Linked DNA regions of Homo sapiens: region 1 is linked to region 2. A link is a loop called in an ENCODE intact Hi-C map of the cell type or tissue named here. Cell type or tissue: endothelial cell of umbilical vein. All regions are shown on one strand.

Region 1 (8,000 bases), 140 kb before region 2:
CTCTGGCCTACCCTAGAGTTCGGGATGGCAGACAAGTGCTGCAGGAAGGGCTGTGTTACTCCAACGGGTATGCTGTCTACTGTGGAAGTCCAAATTGGGATTAACCTCAAGGAGAGAGGTCTTGATCCAGCACACTCTTGGCTAGACTAGGGGAGCAGCCCTCAGCTCTGCTTGCTATATTTTTAATGCCCAGGGGTATCCCAAATGGCTGGGAGGAGTCACTGGACCAAGAAACAGACAACTTCACTAGCGGGAGCAGTGCGAGTAGGCAGATAAAAGGACTTTTCACTAAGCTCACCATAAAGGTACAGTACTTCTGGAAGGTCAGACTTGTTTAAATAACATCCCGGGATTAAGGTGCAGTTGTGAAGTATTCATTCACTTCTAATAAGGTAGTAGAATTCAGGTTTCTGTGATTTGTCTGCTACAGAACAATATGTTTGTTGATTTTATTTTCTTTGGATAAAATTTTCTTTTTATATATTGCAGAGAGAGTACATCCTCAAATTGAGGTGTGGCATGATGATTTGGCTGCCCAGAGGAGAACCTGTCTTTCCCATCTAAAGTGGGAGGTCAAGCCAAGTAGAGGGTAAGCTGGGCCTTTGGTACCCAAGCTCTTCTGACATGGATTACATGTGTCATAACCCGTTGCAATAACTGCATTTCAATGCCAAATGAAAGAGTCAATTTGAAAAAAAATAGATTGAGTTTCACCATGTTGGCCAGGCTGTTCTCAAACTCCTGACCTCAGGTGATCCACCCGCCTTGGTCTCCCAAAGTGCTGGGATTAGAAGCATGAGCCACCACGTCTGGCTTGGGAGACAGAGCAAGACTCTGTCTCAAAAAAAAAAAAAAAATAGATTGAGCACATTAGTTTCTTTGGGGCAAGCAAATTAACCTATAATGAGTTATCTAGCTCTATCAGGAGCCCTAATTTTTCTCAGGAGAAAGCAATTATATCAAGAAAATTGTGTTATTCTCAGATGCTCAGTCTCTATTTGCTAATTCAAAAATCAGATTCTCTGCCGTCCCTCTTTAATGTCTAGATGGAAATTGCCTTGCTTGTTTTTGCATTGATAACATGAGTATTTCCTAACATCTATAGTCATGAGGGCATTGAAAAGAGTGTAAATGAAATCCTTATTCAGAATCCGTTATTTCATTACTTCTTAATAACACAATACCTTTTGTAGCACTTAATTTATAGAGGAGGTTATCTTCAAGTTCTTTCATCTTCCGCTTATTAAAAGTAACATCCTCCAAAAGTTTAACCCTCTCAGCCTCTAACTCCTGTCATTAAAAAACAAAAAATAACATTGGAACTATAATTACCAGTTATTACAGTAAACCCAACTCACTAGTGTTTATTAACAATTTTAAAAGTTTAAAGCAAAGTACCTTTTGAATGGCAGAAGAAATTACTATCATTAGCCAAATCTATCTATCCATATTTTTGTTTCTGTGGAAATTTTTTTAAAATTATGCCTACTGTCATTAAGGTTCCACAGCACTTATACTGGCAGGCACCAGACAATTCTGCTAAATAATTTTGCCCAATTACCCCAAGCTCTCTTGCCAGCTTTAAGTTTATAAATAGCATGTCCCATTCTCTTGGCCCTGTTCCCACACTGCTTCTGTAAGAAATGCTATCTTTATTTGCAGTCAGAACAAGTAGAAACAAAAAGGCAATAATACCAAGAAACCAAGGGGCTACCCAGATTAAATGTGAGCTCTTGGCCTGGTTCCTATGGGAGCACCAGGTACCTGGTTTGGCACAGCCGATTGCCAATACAAACCCATTTTCCATTTTATTTGTATCTCCTTCTACAGAGGGCAAACTTGAATGTTTACAGGAGTTTTTTTCTTCTTACATAAAATGATATATTTTTAAAATTATATTTTGAAAAAATTTCAAGCATTCAAAAAGTTGCAAGCCTAATACAAGGAACTTTCATATAGCCTTCACTTAGATTCACCAAATCACATTTTGCTTTATCACTATATCTCTATAGAATACATAATGTTGTCATTATTGTTATTGTTGTTATCATTATTATTACTGCTGAATCACTCGTGGATGTCATGTCCTTTTACCCCTAAACACTTTAGCAAATCTCTGAAGAACCAGGTCATTCTTTTACATAAGTGTAGCCCAATATTCAAATTCAGGAAATTTAACACTGATACTGATGTGTCAGTATCACTGATACTCTCACTAAACACAGAGTCTACATTGAAATCTCAATAATCTCAATAATATTCCTTACAACATTTTTCTTCTGATTTTATACAGAATCACATGCTGCACTTAGAATTACGTTAAAAGAAGGTGTTTTAAAACTTATTTGGGAAGGTTTCTGGGAAAATTGCTTCAGAAATTTCATCATTTTCAAAAAGTCTTCCTGAACCAGTCAATCAAAAGCCATGGCACAGCCTTCATCTGTACATCTAATGTAGTTTGTTTTGTTTTTTGTTTTTTTGTGATTTTTTTCTGTGCGTGTTTTTTGTTTTGTTTTGTTTTGTTTTTTTGAGATGGAGTCTCCCTCTGACACCCAGGCTAGGATACAGTGGTGTGATCTCGGCTCACTGCAACCTCTGCCGCCCAGGTTCAAGCAATTCTCCTGCCTCAGACTCCCGAGTAGCTGGGACTACAGGCGTGCACCACCACGCCTGGCTAATTTTTGTATTTTTAGTAGAGACGGGGTTTCACCGTGTTGGCCAGGCTGGTCTCAAACTCTTGACCTCAGGTAATCCACCTGCCTCAACCTTCCAAAGTGCTAGGAATACAGGGGTGAGCCACCACGCCTGGCCTCTAATATAGTTTGTATCACAATCTATCAGTAGATTATTTCCCTCCAACTACGGTTTATGCATCTAGAAAACAGATACATAAGCTTTCCTATTCATTTTTGTATTATTGACAGTACTTATCTTGTGGCTTTGTAAAGAAGAAACTCAACCCAATAAATATTTGTCAAACTGAAATGTGCTGAATTTAGTCCAATTTCTTTATTTTACATTTGGAAAAGCCAAGGACCCAGAAATATGAACTCTGAATAACAAGGGTATTAGGCCGGTCTCTGCCAGTAACTAGCTGTGTGTTAAAACAGCCTAATACCCTTGTCCTCCAACTCCAAGACTAGTGTTATTGCCATTGTACTTACAGGGTGGCAGGAGTTGATGGGGCGATAAAGAGCATTGCTGTATTTGCAGGGAAATAACCAGTTAGTCATTTTCATTAAAATGGTCACCCCTGGGTGGCAGTATAGGAATACATGGACAAAATGAAATCATATTAGCTTCCTTTTCTGGATATGGAAAAACAGATATCATAGCACAGTGGACTCTTGCTAAACTTCATAGCAGGACCTGTAAACCTTATCTAGGAGGCTTGGCAGGCTGCAAAGTCCATGTGCTGTTACAGACCGAGACCCTTATTTTCTTTGGTCTCCATTTGCTCATCTGTAAAAATATGGGTATAATAGTAGGATTGTTAGGAGGGTTAAATATAATGTTTAGAATACCCTCCTGCATATTAAATGTGCATTTTTTTCTCCAGCAAGGTTGCTATGAGCATCTTAGCACATCTCTTGAAGAGGAAGCTAGGGAATAAGAAGAGTGGGTGTGGGGAGCCCTGGGGACCTTTAGACAGTGGAGTTGCTTGACTTCTGGAGGTTAGTGCAGCCTGCATGGGGGATCTAGACCAGCGAGGAATCATCTCAAAATAAACCCACAGCACCAATTAGACCACAAGGGACTAACTGTCAACAGTTAACAGCATGTGATCCTGAGAGGCGATGGAAACAGTGAATTGCCGGGCCAGGGCCATCTCCGCCTGGCTGTGGAAGAGGAACGGGATCCCTTCCTGGACTGCATAAGCCCCAGGTTTGTTGGAAACCAAGATCAAACAACTAAGAGAGTCAAAGCTGAGACTGTGCCCTTTTCACTCCACCAGACCAGCCACCTTTCAAGGGCCTGTGCCTGTGGTAACTGTCTATGAGCCAGGTAGGATGTTGCCTTTCACTGAGTCTACTTCTTTGGTGTCTGTGTCATTTCCCTCTCCCTTCTTGGATGTCTCTCCTGTGTTTGGGACCCTGGATTCACATCTCCTCTTTTCCCTCCTCTGTCTGTTTTCCTCCCTTGTCATTCTTTTTCTCACCCATCCACTTCATGCCTTGCTGCTCTTATTATTTCTAACCTTGCCTTTGTCTTGAATCTTTAATTCTAAAATTAATTACTTTATCATATTTTATGCAAATGTACTTTATAATGCAGATACATAAAATATTTTATGCAATTATATTTTATGCATAAAACAATGTTTTCTGAGCTTCAACTTAAAAATTAGTTTAATCTTGTATCAGTCTCTTAAAATCTTCCAGTCCTAAGTTGTTCTTTGTTTTATTAGAACCCTCAGTTAGACATAATTTCCCTGCTTTAGTGCAGGAAAATTTAATTAAAAATAAAGGTATGGCTCCCTATATCATTAGATTATTGGACTGTAGTAGTTGAAACTACTACAGTGGAAAGAAGAGCCATTCAGAGGAATTTCTTTTTCTCTCAATCATTGTTTTATTGATGTTTTCAGGTGTCCCCAAGACAAGGACTATACATAAGAGAGTCAGTACACCTAGAAGTTTAAAGACAGAAGTAGAAAGAGACGGGTGTGTGTGTGTGTGTGTGTGTGTGTGTGTGTGTTTCAGGCTGGATGAGAAGATGAGTTACATGATTTCTTGACAGGAATTAAGGCTGCAAAAGAAATACTTATGTTAACAAGGATAAATATGGTTTTTAAATTTTTTTTTCTTTTTCACATACTTAGCAATTTCTCAATACATTTTAAGCATGTATTATAAGCAGAAATTCTTTACCTTGAGAGAGAGATTACCTGTTTCTCTGTTAGAATGACTCTCCTTAGTAACTGATTCTCAAGTCCTTTCATTGTAACAGTGAAATCAATGACTGACGTTTTAGCATTAATCTCTGGGGTAAAGGCAGGATTTGGTAACTTCGTAGTAATGTAAAGTTTAAATGTATCCATGATATCACATTCCTTATCACCGACTTTCACCTACATAAATTCACATATAAAATTAAAAACAGCTTAAAGGGCAGGGAAAGGAACTTGGGTTCAATTTAGAAAAGAATTTACCTGTCAGTGCTGTGACGCTTCAATAAATTGGGAAGGAAAGTTACAAAATTTTAATCACTGATCTTAAATAATAAAGCCTATTCAATTTAGAATAATTTAGAATTGTAGTCCTGCCTGGTGATGTTTTTAGCAATGATACCAAGCAAATCAAATGAAAAAGTTATCCAAAACAAACGGTGAATAAAGGAAAACTTAGACATATCTAAGATTTGACTTTAACATTTTAGCAAGTACTTATCACTCCCATCAATTGTTTGTAGTACAGGAGCCGCTATTTTTTCTCCAGTTAAGAAAATTGTTTCCTACTGTGGAAATTTGATGTGTTTATAGGAAATTTTGTTTTTTGAATTTCATAGGTATATCTGAAGCATATTTGACAACAGAAAAAGTTAATGTAATTTTCAAAGGAAAAACGCCAACTTTTTTCAAAAAGGTAACATTTATCTTCAACACTACTATTTGCAGCATGTTGAAAAAACAATTGGTTTTTGCTATCTAAAAATCAGGTGGCAATCATAGAATTTTTAAATGACTTAAATCTCTGGTTAATCTTAATTCTGCCCGTGACCGAAAACATCACTAAGGCCACCATCACATTCTAAGGCATTATGCCTTCACATTGCAGATAAAAATCTAGGATCTTTTAAAAGACCTTCGGGAATAGAGATTCTATAACCTCCTTTGGCATATTAAATATGTCATATAAGATAAGCCAGACACAGATAAACACTGTATGATCTCACATGTGAAATCTAAAAAAGTCAAACTCATAGAAGCAGAGAATAGAACAGTGGTTGCCAGCAAGATAGGGGATGGGAGAAATGGGGAGATGTTGGTCAAAGGGTACAAACTTTCAGTGATAAGATGAACAAGTTTCAGGTATCTAAGGTACAGCATGTGTGGTGATGGATGTGTTAATTAATTTGATTGTGGTAATCATTATACAACGTATATGTATACCAAATCATCACATTGTACAGTTTAAATATATACGATCTTTACCTGTGGATTAAACCTTTTTAAATGCAGTTCAAAATTGTGGATGAGTCCATAATATCCAAGCCAGTCACCAAAATTTTGTTCTTAGCTTCTTTTTATGAAAAAGAGAAATTCTACCCTCTAATCTTATAGAATGATGCTAACCTTCAGAACACTAACTGCGTTTTATTTATTTTTCTCCCTATAAACTCATAAAGGCTTAAGTATATATTGGATGCTCCATAAACCTTTGCTGAATGAATTTTTTAAAATGCGGCATATAAAAGATTTTCACATTATGAAGAAAATTTTTCTGAATAAATCTGTCTTTATTTAATGAGAAAATATTCATTTTTACTTATTCACTGATACTCATGAAATTAAGTTGTCCAAAGTAATAAACACCCAATCAGAAATGCTGTTATAAAACTTAAGAAGCCTAAAGGTAGAGAATGACACAAATTAAACATGAAACACTTATACAAATTGAAAATAATTCATCACCAACAATTGAGAACAATATTCCATAGCTTCCAACAAAGTCAATGAGTTTAGACTGAAAATAAAGAGATAAATGACCAAATCAATGTGTTTATTAAAATGACTTTATTAAATCAATGACTTTACCAAATCAATGACTTTATTAAAATGTCATTTTCTCCAGGGAAGAAATCCGGGTTATTTTGTAAAAATGTATATATATAAGGCTTGCAAAACCAATATCTAGAGTTGCTTAAACATATATATACTGTGTGTTGCACTAACATATTAAGACCAGACAATGTGTTTCCTTAATGTTACTTAGTTTTAGCTAAACGACTACTCTTATCAAAATATTGCCCCCACCTCAGAAACTTTTATACGCTATAAAAAATAAAAGGAAACACTGAAGTATCAGTCTGGAAATAGTTTATTTCCGACGTACCAAATACTACTGCCTAAAGGAAATTGCATTTGCTGCTATGCTCAATAAGATAAGTAGATGTCACCATTGTTCTTTTCTTTCTTTCTCTTTCTTAATTTTTTTCTTTTTTTCTTTTTCTTTTCTTTCTTTCTTTCTTTTTTTTTTTTTTTACAAAGCTCACCTTGAAAGTGGTGCCAGATTTAATAAAATTCTTTTCTAATACATTATCCAAGGCTGGATCCAGCTCTTCATGAATGTCCTCAATGAGAAGGGGTCGGCCCAAGGAAAGGCTGTCCTCCAAGTGTGTGCGAAAATATTTATGGTTCAGAGATGTCACCTAAACAGAAAGAACTCATTGGTCTATCTGTGTTACAAAGAATGTGCCCATTGCTAAGGGAAACCGAGAGATTTGTTGGACAGGTAATCAAGAATTTTAAGGGCAATAGAAGAAGACTTACTTAAAAAAATTAAAGTAACATACAAAAATTAATTTCTAAAACTTGGTGAGTCATGATTTTGTTGAATGGGGTCTAGATGTGTAATGGGGTCTCTATGATCAAAAGAGGAGGGTTAAGGGGCATTGCTCAGATGCAATGTCAGAGTTCTGCTCCTGACAGATGGAAGAGAATAGTCAAGGATTAATCCTTTCAAACTTACATAGCTATAATCGCTCAGAGAAAGCAAAGCAACTTGCATATCTGGATATTCATTTATTTTCTCAGGACCCCTACAAGATGAGTAAGTGATAAAAAGTAAACATAAGAATGTCAGAAATGATATATTGAGTCGCACTGAGGGTCTATCCATGTATTCTGTCTCCTATTGGCACTGGGAAGAATTTAACACTTTCCGTAAAGTCAACCTAAAAGACTAGACATTCACTTTATATATGCTTACATTTTTTTAAAACTGCAATTCTGAATTCCTGGTTGGGTCTTCGTGTTTAGATTAATGCGTTTGTTATTA
Region 2 (8,000 bases):
AATATACTGAAAAGCATTGAGATGTACACTTTAAATGGGTGAATTGTAGGGTATGTGAATTTTATCTCAATAAGGCTGCTAAAAAATAATAATTTGTGCCAGAAATAATTTGAGCCAGAAATTGGGGAAACAAAAATTAATAGGAGATGGGAAAGTGAAGATAGCATGTGCGAGCATTTGGAGAAGTCTGGTTGTAAATGAGAAGCAAAGGAAGAAGTGGGAAAGTGTCTGTCGGCAAGGAAAGCATGAGAGCATATGATACTGCTGGAGAGAAGGACCCAGTGGAGAGGACAACGCTGAGGATACAGGAGAAAGGAAAACTGGCGGAACAAGGTCACCGAGAAGACAGGTAGGCATGGAATCAACAGCCCATTTGGAGGACCTCAGTTTTGAAGAGAGGTGGAAACTTTCTCCATAGAACCCAAAGGAAGGAAAAATGGATGCAGCAGCAGTCAGCAATGTGCCAAGAGCTCTGATTGTGGAAATTATTTACATGATTTTAATTATGAATAATCCCTGTCACTCCATCAAAGCCATATTGCCAGACACTCCATGTCCTGCCAACCATTCTCTACTTTTCTCTGCCACGCCCTACGTTGTGGGACTCCCTCATTCTCTGACTTCCAGTTGGGTTTAACCCAAGAGGAGGCACCAAGAGAAGACAGGAGAGCTATAGGAGAGAGAAGGTGGGGTATTTCTTTCCCATTCCCTCCTTGCTTGGAGGCTGCATCTCTGGTAGAGCCCTGCCACATGGCTTCAGCTTTTACTGGGCTCTGAAAGCACAATTTTCTTCCCTGGTCCCTTCAGCCCTAGTGGTGGTGATGACTTCCCACCACTGGGACTCCTGCGGTATCTCACCCTGCTGGGATCTTCACTGATACTGTCCCATACACAATCCCTGTGCCTCAACTCCAACCCTGTGTCTGAACTCTGATCAAAGAACACGTGCAAAACAAACTTCATTAATCCTTGCTGAATTGGGCCACTTCAGATAATCACAACGACCCACACTGCCATCAATACCAAGGGTAAGAAACTTAGACATACACATTCCACTGCACAGATGTCCTGTGTCAGCTGGCAACCCAATGGCTCAGCCACCTTCCTCTTATGTTCAACAAGTGGCAAAATAATGTCACTGCAAATACTACCTCTATAACACGTCATGAACAGTTGAGGCCACACAAAGTAAAGCATCCTGTCCTAATAAGGACTCCATCTCTTCTTGAGAAGACTCGCTACTCCTTGAGGACTAAGACCATTCTTAAAACTCAGTAAGAAACAGACTGAATACTAAAGAAGTGCCTTAGGGGTACGCCAGGGACTAGGAGACAGTTATATTGATTTTTAAATTTTGTTTTAATTAAGATATAATCCACATTCTACAAAATTAACCTTGTGAAGTGTGTAACTTACTGGTTTTTAGTATATTCACAGACTTGTGCAACCATGACCACTATCTAATTCCATAATATTCTCATCACCTCAGAAAGCATCCCTATACCCATTAGCAGTCACCCCATTTCCCCATCTCCACAGCTCTGGCAACCACTAATGTGCTTTTGTCTCTATAGAGCAAAGTTGATTTTTTTTTTTTTTTGAGACGGAGTCTCGCTCTGTGGCCCAGGCTGGAGTGGACACGGTCTCGGCTCACTGCAACCTCCGCCTCCCAGGTTCAAGCGATTCTCCTGCTTCAGCCTCCCAAGTAGCTGGTGTAATGCTAAAGGTTTTTGCCTTAGCCAAGCCGAAGAATTGGCGTGGCAGCTGCGAGTGATGGAGACACCGACTAAGAGAAAAAAAGCTGTAGGCTTGATTGAGCAGAGTGACAGTACAAAGCTTCCACAGCGTGGAAGGGGTCTTCAGCCGGTAGCCAGCGTTACCTTCTTTGATCACTTTTTAAACTTTTTAAGGTGGGAAATATGTGCAGCGGGGAGATGTTACTAGAGTGAGAAACAAAGACAATTAACATGTCTTAGATCTTGAGGAAAACCTGAATTGCAACTTAGGTTTCATCTACTTTATGACTTTGCAGCGGCGTAGTAAAGGAGACAGGATCTCACAGTATTTTTACAAGGAATTGGAATTGGAAGCATAGATAAGGTCTGCTGGTCACAAACAAACGGGCAATTAAAATTCCTTTTAGTTTCAGGGGAGGGGAAAGGGAGAGAGGGAGAGAGGACACAGGGAAGCTTACAGCAAAATTTTCACTGTTTATAGCTTTCTTAGGGAAGAAAACATGCACAAACCCTGGTGTTAGGAATATTTTAAGCATATATCTTCACTATTATTTATCTAGGACTAAAGTAAGGCTTGAGGCAGGAAATGAGTGAGTTTCACAGCTTTCTGAGCCTTTACTCGACTTAAGAAGCCTAGCTGGCCTCTCCTTTCACTGGGATTACAGGCATGCACCACCACCGCCCCCCGACTAATTTTTATACTTTTAGTAGAGATGGGGCTTTGCCATGTTGGCTAGGCTGGAGTCAAACTCCTAAGCTCAAGTGATCCACCTGCCTTGGCCTCCCAAAGTGCTGGGATTACAGGCATGAGTCACCGCGTCCAGCCCCAAGTTGATTTTGTTGACAGAATTGCTAATACTCATTAATTATTTAACAGTGTTTAACTTGGATCATAACATTTCCTTGATTTTCTATTCCATTGGTAGATCTATCGAGACAGAAGTTATCAGTTAGGCTCCAGTCAGGAAAACGGAAGACACACCAGCTATTGTAACAAATAAAATTAGAGAATTTAATATGGAGGATGGGTTAAACACAGTTAAAGTGTACAGGACAAGCCGCAGACAAGAACCCCTCAGACACCGAGTTGTGGAGGGAAAGGGCTTTATTCAACTGGGAGCATCGGCGGGCTCATGTCTCCAAAAACCGAGCTCCCCGAGTGAGCAATTGCTGTCCCTTTTAAGGGCTTACAACTCTAAGCAGGTCCCCATGAGAGGATTGTGATTGACTGAACAAGCAGTGGGTACGTGACTGCGGGCTGCATGCACCGGTAATCAGAACGAAACAGAACAGGACAGGGATTTTCACAATGCTTTTCCATACAATGTCTGGAATCTATAGATAACATAACCAGTTAGGTCAGGGGTCGATCTTTAACTACCAGGCCCAGGGTGTGGTGCATGCTGTCTGCCTGTGGATTTCATTTCTGCCTTTTAGTTTTTACTTCTTTCTTTGGAGGCAGAAATTGGGCATAAGACAATATGAGGGGTGGTCTCCTCCCTTAAAAGGACCCAAAATGCTTACAGGGACACTGACGGCACACAGAGATATAACAGTTACAGCAGGAAGAAGCTAGCATCCCTAGGACTTGGGATGAGGATGGAGTTATTAGAACCTGGAGCAGAGAAGTGAGGGGGCTGCCCAGCCAGCACTGCTATCTCAGGAGCTCAGAGAGGGACCTCATGATGCTGGTACCGTGAAAGGCACACGGGGCTGGCTCTGGAAGGGCTGGGAAAGCCAGGGCTGTGACTAAGTGCTGTTGGCAGAGTGAAGAGTTGTTGTGGGTGCAGTAGTGTCAGGAACAGGAGGCAAATCAGGAAAGAGCAAGTCCCTTCTCTCTCCTCCAGCATCCTTCTAGCACACCCATTGGTAAATCCTAAAAGGGACCCAGCTGGCCAAGGAGGAAAGTACTATCAGCCCTAGGATCACAGGACAGAAAGAACAACTGGAAACTAACAGAAGAAAGCTTTTTAATAATTCGCATAATCTGTCCTAAACCACCCTTGGATGCGCCAAGACAAGGAACACTGCCCTGACTGCAAATAGCCCTGATTCCCAAATACGATCTGAAACCACAGTTTGGCCCAAACCAACTTTGTCTCAAAAAATTAATGTTACATATATTGTGTTTCCAAAACTGATTGCAGTCAGGAGTGTGATCCAACTTGCCCTGTCATTACAAATCATACTCTGGCTTCACTATAACGCCACTTGCTGGTAGGTTTGTGAGAAGACAGCCCAACTGTTACTAGATCTTAGATCACTCCAGGGCAAGTGACTGGGCATACTGCTTGACAAGCATGCTCTTCAGAATTCTGCCTCCTGCATCTTGACTTACACTCTTTTTTTTTTTTTTCTGAGACACAGTCTCGCTCTGTCGCCCAGGCTGGAGTGCAGTGGTGAGATCTCAGCTCACTGCAAGCTCCGCCTCCTGGGTTCACGCCATTCTCCTGCCTCAGCCTCCCAAGTAGCTGGGACTACAGGCACCCGCCACCACACCTGGCTAATTTTTTTGTATTTTTAGTAGAGACGGGGTTTCACCGTGTTTGCCAGGATGGTCTCGATCTCCTGACCTCGTGATCCACCTGCCTCGGCCTCCCAAAGTGCTGGGATTACGGGCGTGAGCCACCGTGCCCAGCAACTTACACTCTTGAGTCTTAGCACTACCACTGGAGAATTACTGTATAATTGGTAGAGAGTTTTAGTTTGAGATGATGAAAAAGTTTTGGAAATAGATCATTGTGATGGTTATACAACATTGGGAATGTACCTAATGCCACTAAATTGTACACTTAAAATGGTTAAAATGGTAAATGCTATGTTAGTATATTTTATCACAATAAAAAAGTTGTCAGCCAAAACAAAGAGTGGGGAGTGGGAAATGATTTTTAAAACTTAAAGAGATATTTCAATCAAATGTAATGCGTGAACTTGTCTGGCTCCTAGTTCAGAGACAAACTCTAAAAAGACAATTTCTATTAAAGCTAAATATATTCATAATCTATGACTCAACAATTTCCCTTTGGGGTATATATCCACCAAATTAGTGCTTAAGTCCACAAAAAAAAATTTACAAGAATTCTTAGTATATAACCAAAAGCTATAAACAATCTAAATGCCCTCAAGAGTAGAATGAACAAATAAACTGTACTAAATCCGTATTATGTAATACTATACAGCAATGAGAAGTTGAAATGAAAGAACGAATGTGTCACAACTGCAAAGATGAATCTCATACATATAACACTGAGCAAAAGAAGTCAGAAATAGAGAATATATTCTGCACCATTCCATTTACATGAAGTTCAAAAACAGGCGAAACTAATATACAGTGATAGAAGTCAAATGGTGATTACTTTTAGGGGTGGGAAGGAAGTGTAACTGGCTGGAGTAAAGCACAAAGGAATCACTTGGGATACAGAAAGTGTTCCATATCTTGATCATGGAGACAGTTACAAGGGTGTATCATATGTAAACGTTCATTGAATGGTGCACTTAAAATTTGTGCACTTTTCTGAGTATATGTTACATCTCAATTTTTTTAAAGCATAGAAACTAAAATAAAAAGCAACCTGAAACCATAGCTTCTATGGGCTTTGTTTTTTCATAACCAAAAAAAAAAAAAATTAAGGCCTTGGATCCCTCACAAGGGTGAGAGGCTAGAAATGAGACCTACCCCATCCCCACCCTTGCTTAATATCAGGTAAATCAAGGGCTAGGCCCTCAGGGAAAGAGTGGACGAGAAAGGAAAGTCAGCTACCTTGGTTGAGGCTCTGGGCTGGCGGGGAGCAAATTCTCCCTTGGGAATTTACAACTAGTTTACCCTTACATAGGTTTGGGGCTTGAGTTTATACAATCTATGAAGCTTTAGAAATTCTATCCTCTGAGAAACCAACATAAAGTTGTCCCAACTTGGTAAAACTCCTAGGCATCACATAGAAATAAATAAAAAGAAACAGGTTCTCAACCAAGGCTGTCCAGCATTCCCACAAATAGATGTGTGTGCATTAGCTCCCAATCCAAAACTGTAAAAAACAGGAAGAAACAAGCCACTCTGGGCAAGAGTTGGTAGAAACAGCACAGAGCAGAATTAGACTCCCCCATTTTTTTCAGATAGTGAAATTATGTTGTAAAATATAAAATATTTTTTAATGTCTAAAGAAAAATAGAATAAAGACATGAGAAAAAGATCACATATATTTGAAAAAGAATATAAAATAACATCTAGAAATAGATAAGTTAATAAATTTTAAAAAGAGGGCAGGGAGTAGAAGTATTTCCAAAAATATTAATTAATAGTTACAATTAATGTAAATAGGTCAAAATTACCAGTTTTTTAAAAACAGACTTTCAGAATAGATTAAAAATAAAACACAGTTAAATGTTCTTTACAAGAACAAAATCTAAAATAGGAGAATCCAAAAAGGACGAAAGTCATAAAATGGAAAAAGACACATCTGAAAAATAGTAACCTGAAAAAAGCTGGTATAATTACATCAATATCAAACAAAATAACTTAAGGATAAAAAACTTAATAATGATAGAGGAACACCCAATCCAGAAGATATAATCATCTTAAACTTGAACACACCAAGAACAGGATGTTAAAACGGGTCATCTCACAGGCAAGGTGGCTCACACTTATAATCCCAGCACTTTGGGAGGATGAGGTAGGAGAATCACATAAACCCAGGAATTCTAGTCTGCAGTGAGCCATGATCTTGCCACTGCACTCCAGGCTGGGTGGCAGACCTCATCTCAAAAAACTAAATTAATTAACTAATTTAATGTAATGGGTTGTTTAGTGTTGTCTCAGTTATAGTCAAGACCCCAAAACTGAGAACAAATAATTTTAAGGCTGGGCATGGTGGCTCACACCTGTAATCCCAGCACTTTGGGAGGCCAAAGTGGGTGGATCGCTTGAGTTCAGGAGTTCAAGACCAGCCTGGGTAACATGGTGAAACCCTGTCTCTACAAAAAAAATGTTTTTAATTAGCAAGTTGTGGTGGTATGCACCTGTAATCTCAGCTACTTGGGAGGCTGAAATGGGAAGATCACTTGAGCCCAGGAGGTCAAGGCTCCAGTGAGCCATGACCACACCACTGCAGAACAACCTGAGTGACAGAGCAAGACCCTGTCTCAAAAAAAGAAAGAGTTCAGTTCAAAACATAAATGTATGTCTTGAATTTATAAGAGAGGTTGCATTATGTGCTGGTCCTTGAAAATGTTTAGACAGGGTTCCTGTCTTTGTGCTTTTGAGTCAATGGAGGATAAACAGGTATCTAAATAGTTTCAACATAACAATGCTGAAGAGGTTACATTTTATCCTGCAAGGACTATGTGCCACTGCCAAGAAGGATTTAAGCTGGGGCATTTCACAATCAGATTTGATGGCAATGTGGATGGATGTGTCAGGGTAAACATGGAAGCAGCGAGACCAGTTGGATCACCAAATGAATTGCTAAAGTCAAAATGAGCAGTAACGACCTGACCTAGAAAGGGAAAGAACAGGCTGAAACTCAAGCAAAATCTAAGTAAGAAAAAAATCCTAGGCTGGGAGTTGTGGCTCAGGCCTGTAATCCCAGCACTTTGGGAGGCTAAAGCTGTGGATCACCTGAGGTCGGGAGTTCGAGACCAGTCTGGCCAACATGGCAAAACCCCATCTCTACTAAAAACACAAAAATTAGCCGGGTGTGCTGGTACAGGCCTGTAATCCCAGCTACTTGGGAGGCTGAAGCAGGAGAATCACTTGAACCCGGGAGGCAGAGGTTGCAGTGAGCCAAGATCACACCATTGTATTCCAGCCTGGGTGACAAGAGTGAAACTTCCTCTCAAAAAAAAAAGTCCTGGCTAAGCCTCTCAGGACTGGCTGGATATAGGAAATGAAGGGGTGAGGAAAGAAGTCTAGATGATTCCCAGGTTTCTGAGTGACTTAGAGGGAAAGTATGTTGGAGTTAAAGCCATGAGAAAAATGATATGGCCCTGGTAGCCATGCACAGTGGAAGAGAGCTGTGAACCACTTACAGAGCCCCAGGAAACGCCAGCATTAGGCTGAGGATATCAACAAAATGTTAGTCTAGGTTGTGGCCAGGGCTCTTGCTATTGAAGGCATGAAAGTCCTTGGAGCAGAGAATGTTCACAAAAAACAAAAAAAAAAAGTCTAAATGCTACTGACCCAGGTTTCTACTTTTAGACTGAAATTTCACATTTTAGGTTTATAGGCCAATATTTTTGTGATTCTAATTTAATGAACAAATGCATACC

The links. Hi-C counts contacts between places; a loop is a spot of excess contacts. Peaks named below come from ENCODE experiments on the same cell type or tissue, not always from the same donor. Only the 100,000 strongest peaks of a DNase experiment are listed, where the experiment ranks them.
Region 1: a loop joins it to region 2, with 20 times the contacts of the local background. A loop is called at or near these places in 5 of 110 quality-filtered maps.

Annotation. Positions count from the first base shown.
Region 1 is chr6:38,928,882-38,936,881 of GRCh38, reverse strand. DNAH8 (dynein axonemal heavy chain 8) reads right to left here. Exons shown (of 93, transcript NM_001206927.2): 75 at 7,216-7,371; 76 at 4,889-5,071; 77 at 1,185-1,290. DNAH8-AS1 (DNAH8 antisense RNA 1) reads left to right here. Exons shown (of 5, transcript NR_038401.1): 2 at 490-589. Among named protein-coding and RNA genes, the nearest start is that of DNAH8-AS1, 20 kb to the left of the region's middle. In endothelial cell of umbilical vein, a CTCF peak has its summit at 3,237 (motif pointing right); a DNase peak (open chromatin) is centred at 3,251; H3K27me3 peaks cover 767 bases.
Region 2 is chr6:38,791,674-38,799,673 of GRCh38, reverse strand. DNAH8 (dynein axonemal heavy chain 8) reads right to left here. Exons shown (of 93, transcript NM_001206927.2): 21 at 8,000. Among named protein-coding and RNA genes, the nearest start is that of DNAH8, 80 kb to the right of the region's middle. In endothelial cell of umbilical vein, a CTCF peak has its summit at 3,953; DNase peaks (open chromatin) are centred at 2,333, 2,673, 3,463, 3,893 and 1 weaker place; H3K27ac peaks cover 1,717 bases.